2 separate regions of the Mus musculus genome follow, and region 2 is linked to region 1. A link is a loop called in an ENCODE intact Hi-C map of the cell type or tissue named here. Cell type or tissue: gastrocnemius. All regions are shown on one strand.

Region 1 (2,500 bases):
TGCTGTGCCTGATCCCTGGCTAAAGTGTGGCCACTCTCGGGCTTTGCTGAACCAGCAGATAAAATCTTAGCCATTTTTATTTTCCAACATGAAACAGAATATTCAGTCATTCAGACAACGAAACAAAACACACATGGATTGACACGTAAACAGACCAGTGTACCAGACATTAATCAACACAAAGAGGGCAGAGAACTTCTGCTGTAGAGCCAGAGAGAATAAAACAGGGCGTGCCCTGATTTCTCTCTGTCTCTGGGAGAGTTTCAAAATCCACTTTGCTTTATTTTATTTTATTTTACTTTATTATCTTAAGCCCTATTCCTCTAGCCTGATGCAGTTCTTGACTGCTGACAACTGCCTGTTTCATTATTTTAAACCTTATTCCTCTCACCTGAAACAGCTTTCGAAAGCTGTGGACAACCACCTGATTCAAAGTTTCTAGTCCCACACATATTTCACTGTAAAATCCTAAGTGGACCCAGCCCCAGGTCAGCACTGTTCCAACTTAGTCCTTATCCTTCCACACCTCCAGCAACACTTTAAAAAAATGAAGTTTAAAGCCAGCGCTAGCATAAATACCTGTTGCTCACCGTGCCTGATAGGATCCTCTGATTCTTTTCTTCTCTTGAAGCGCCATACAAGACAGCGATTCCCTCAGTGTTTCCCCACTGATTCCCCCAGTGTTTTCCCACCGTTCCTAAGGTTTCCCGTTCGTCATTGTTCAGGCGCCAATCTGTTGTATGCAGGCCCACGGCCTACATGAACTGGGTACACCTGGGAGGCAGGCTGGGGCTGAAAGAGACTTAGACTGTGAGAGAAATTAATGGAGACCAAGACACGTTTTCTGTTCAAGGCCCACGAGTTTACTAAGAGACCGTGCTTATAAGGGGATAGGCCAATTCCCCCCCCCCCCCCCCCCCCCCCCCCCGCCAGTCCATTCTTGGTGCCTGGAGCCATTCTGTCAGCACTTGGTCGCCAGGCTGGTTGCTTATTCAGGAATCTCTCAGGAAGACAGGTTCGGCCTCTCCGCAGGTAGCAGAATCTCAAGGGCAGTTGTCACTTCAAAAGAAGCCAGCCAAGTTGGAAAGCTGCACCACATGTGGCCTCACCTCAGTGGTGACAAGGTTTGTACCAACCTGATTCAGGCTTGGGGAGGCTACACTTTACCTTTAGAGAGAGTAGGTATAATCTTGGAAAGAAGTGGATTAACTTCTCAAGGATTTATTGTGCACCAGGTGTAGTAGATGGGGATAACAAGGAAGAAATAAAAATCATAGCATATGTTGAAAGGGAGATGCAAATTGATGAAGGGGATAGAATTACTCAATTGTTGTTACTTCCTTATATCAAGGTCAAGGCTGCTCCAGTAGAAGGAACAGAGATTTTTGAGGTGTACTGGAAAATGAATGTTCTGGAAACAGTGGTTAATTATTAGAGACCAAAATTAATGGTACAAATGAATGGTGTTGATATTGAAGGTTTGGTAGATACAGGAGCTGATATTAGTATACTTTCCCAAAATTCTTGGAATCCAGATTAGCCACTTAAGAAGGTTTATACACAAATTATAGGAATTGGTTAATTATCATGAATTAGACAAATCATCTGATGGATTACCTGTGTGAACCCAGAAGGGCAAAAAAAGGAAAGGGGAGAACTTATGTGGCTAATGTACCAGTAAATTTATGGGAAAGGGATCTTTTACAACAATGGGAACTCAAATCAATATTCCTGGGACAGGAAATGAAAAAATTATGGGTAATATGGTAGATGCTCCTGGGAAAGGTATTGATACAGATGGCTGAGAACAATTATAAATGGTTTCCATTGTCAAAACACAGGATATCATAGGAATTGAGTTTTCAAATAGATAAAAAAAAGGGCCACTATTGACGAACCAAGAGCCTTGCTCCTAAAATGGTGTGATGGTTTGTATAGGCTTGGCCTAAGGAGTGGCACTATTTGGAGGTGTGGCCTTGTTGGAGTGGGTGTGTTACTGTGAGTGTGGGCTTCAGGACCCTGCCCTTAACTGCCTGGAAGTGAGTATTCTGCTAGCAGCATTCAGATGAAGTTGTAGAACTCTCAGCTCATCCTGTCCTATTCCTGTCTGGATGCTGCCATGTTCCCACCTTGATGAGACTGGACTGAACCTTTGTACAAGTAATACAGATCCAATTAAATGTTTTCCTTTATCAGACTTGCCTTGGTCATGGTGTCTTTTCACAGCAGTATGTGCTCTTGAAAAGAAATATTCCCTCCAGAAGCCAAACTTAGGCAGTGAAGGAGTTGGAAAACACAAAACTGGTGATAATACAATAGAACAAGGGAGCCATGTTACAGCTCTAACAAGTAGCAGAACTCAGCAGCTTTGCCCACATGGCTCTGGATTTAGAGTCCTGAATAGAAGGGACTATTGGGACACTTGATGCTGGTTAGCTAAGAAATTAGTGGTGATTATGAAGAGACCAGCATCACTGAGGTTAAATCTTCTGGGGAGTGT
Region 2 (2,500 bases), 94 kb before region 1:
AATAGTGCTACTCCTTTGGCCAAGCCTATACAAACCATCACACCATTTTAGGAGCAAGGCTCTTGGTTTGTCAGTAGTGGCCCTTTTTTTATCTATTTGAAAACTCAATTCCTATGATATCCTGTGTTTTGACAATGGAAACCATTTATAATTGTTCTCAACCATCTGTATTGAAAGAACCTAGTGGGGAAACCCCCACTCAGCTCCCGATTCTGCGTGCACCCAAGAATCACGAATAGAACACAACACCTTGATGTAACAACACGAGGTATTTTAATGGCGGAGCTCCGGGTCGAAACATATCTCACACAGGAGACAGTGGATTCGACCACCAGGCTTGGAAGCTAGGGGTTTTTATAGAAAAGGAGTGGGGATGGGGGAGGAATTGGCGTGGTTTCACATGATTGGTCCATTTAAACATCAGCAGCCTGTAACATTTAACTTAGGTCAGAGGGGTGGGAGATAGAAAGGCGATGGGCCTGCCCGGGCATGACCTGGTCTGTTCTGCTATGTTCTCAGCCCCAGGTTTCAAAGCTCACAAACAACTCTTTGGGCTATTTGACATACATTACATGAATCACAGGTCTCAAGTTTTATTTCCTTTCAATATCAATACATTTCCCAGGAGCATCTACCATATTACCCATAATTTTTTCATTTCCTGTCCCAGGAATATTGATTTGAGTTCCCATTGTTGTAAAAGATCCCTTCCCAATAAATTTACTGGTACATTAGCCACATAAGTTCTCCCCTTTCCTTTTTTTGCCTTTCTGGTCTCACACAGGTAATCCATCAGATGATTTGTCTAATTCATGATAATTAATCAATTCCTATAAATTGTGTATAAACCTTCTTAAGTGGCTAATCTGGATTCCAAGAATTTTGGGAAAGTATACTAATATCAGCTCCTGTATCTACCAAACCTTCAATATCAACACCATTCATTTGTACCATTAATTTTGGTCTCTAATAATTAACCACTGTTTCCAGAACATTCATTTTCCAGTACACCTCAAAAACCTCTGTTCCTTCTACTGGAAGCCTTCTACTGCAGCCTTGACCTTGATATAAGGAAGTAACAACAATTGAGTAATTCTATCCCCTTCATCAGTTTGCATCTCCCTTTCAACATAAGCTATGATTTTTATTTCTTCCTTGTTATCCCCATCTACTATGCCCGGTGCACAATAAATCCTTGAGAAGTTAATCCACTTCTTTCCAAGATTATACCTACTCTCTCTAAAGGTAAAATGTAGCCTCCCCAAGCCTGAAGTGGGTTGGTACAAACCTTGTCACAACTGAGGTGAGGCCACATGTGGTGCAGCTTTCCAACTTGGCTGGCTTCTTTTGAAGTGACAACTGCCCTTGAGATTCTGCTACCTGCCGACAAGCTGAACCCGTCTTCCTGAGAGATTCCTGAATAAGCAACCAGCCTGGTGACCAAGTGCTGACAGAATGGCTCCAGGCACCAAGAATGGACTGGCGTGGGGATGGGCTTTCCCCCTTATAAGCACAGTCTCTTAGTAAACTCGTGGGCCTTGAACAGAAAACGTGTCTTGGTCTCCATTAATTTCTCTCACAGTCTAAGTCTCTTTCAGCCCCAGCCTGCCTCCCAGGTGTACCCAGTTCATGTAGGCCGTGGGCCTGCATACAACAGATTGGCACCTGAACAATGATGAACGGGAAACCTTAGGAACGGTGGGAAAACACTGAGGGAATCGCTGTCTTGTATGGAGCTCCAAGGGAAGAAAAGAATCAGAGGTTTGTATCAGGCACGGTGAACAATAGGTATTTATGCTAGCGCTGGCTTTAAACTTCATTTTTTAAAAGTGTTGCTAGAAGTGTGGAAGGATAAGGACTAAGTTGGAACAGTGCTGACCTGGGGCTGGGTCCACTTAAGATTTGACAGTGAAATATGTGTGAGACTAGAAACTTTGAATCAGGTGGTTGTCCGCGGCTTTCAAAAGCTGTTTCAGGTGAGAGGAATAGGGTTTAAAATAATGAAACAGGTGGTTGTCCACAGTCAAGAACTGCATCAGGCTAGAGGAATAGGGCTTAAGATAATAAAATAAAATAAAGGAAAGTGGATTTTGAAACTCTCCCAGAGACAGAGAGAAATCAGGGCACGCCCTGTTATATTCTCTCTAGCTCTACAGCAGAAGTTCTCTGCCTTCTTTGTGTTGTCTAATGTCTTGTGCACCAGTCTGTTTACGTGTCAATCCATGTGTGTTTTGTTTCGTTGTCTGAATGACTGAATATTCTGTTTCATGTTGGAAAATAAAAATGGCTAAGATTTTATCTGCTGGTTCAGCAAAGCCTGAGAGTGGCCACACTTTAGCCAGGGATCAGGCACAGCAGGGGAGCCACGGCTGGAAAAAGCTGCTTTCAAAGAAAGGAAGTCTGCAGCTTCTTAGTTTTGGGGCAAAAAAGCTAATAGTTGATTTTTTCCTGGAGGGTTCTCTACAATCGTGATTATTGTGTTTAGCAAATGACAAAGTGC

Evidence for each region. A loop is a pair of places that touch in the nucleus more often than their neighbours do. Peaks named below come from ENCODE experiments on the same cell type or tissue, not always from the same donor. Only the 100,000 strongest peaks of a DNase experiment are listed, where the experiment ranks them.
Region 2: a loop joins it to region 1, with 12 times the contacts of the local background. A loop is called at or near these places in 11 of 42 quality-filtered maps.

The regions. Positions count from the first base shown.
Region 1 is chr19:9,514,904-9,517,403 of GRCm38, forward strand. No RefSeq gene overlaps it. Among named protein-coding and RNA genes, the nearest start is that of Gm9750, 240 kb to the left of the region's middle. In gastrocnemius, no CTCF peak of the experiment used is centred here; a DNase peak (open chromatin) is centred at 1,063.
Region 2 is chr19:9,420,990-9,423,489 of GRCm38, forward strand. No RefSeq gene overlaps it. Among named protein-coding and RNA genes, the nearest start is that of Gm9750, 150 kb to the left of the region's middle. In gastrocnemius, no CTCF peak of the experiment used is centred here; no DNase peak of the experiment used is centred here.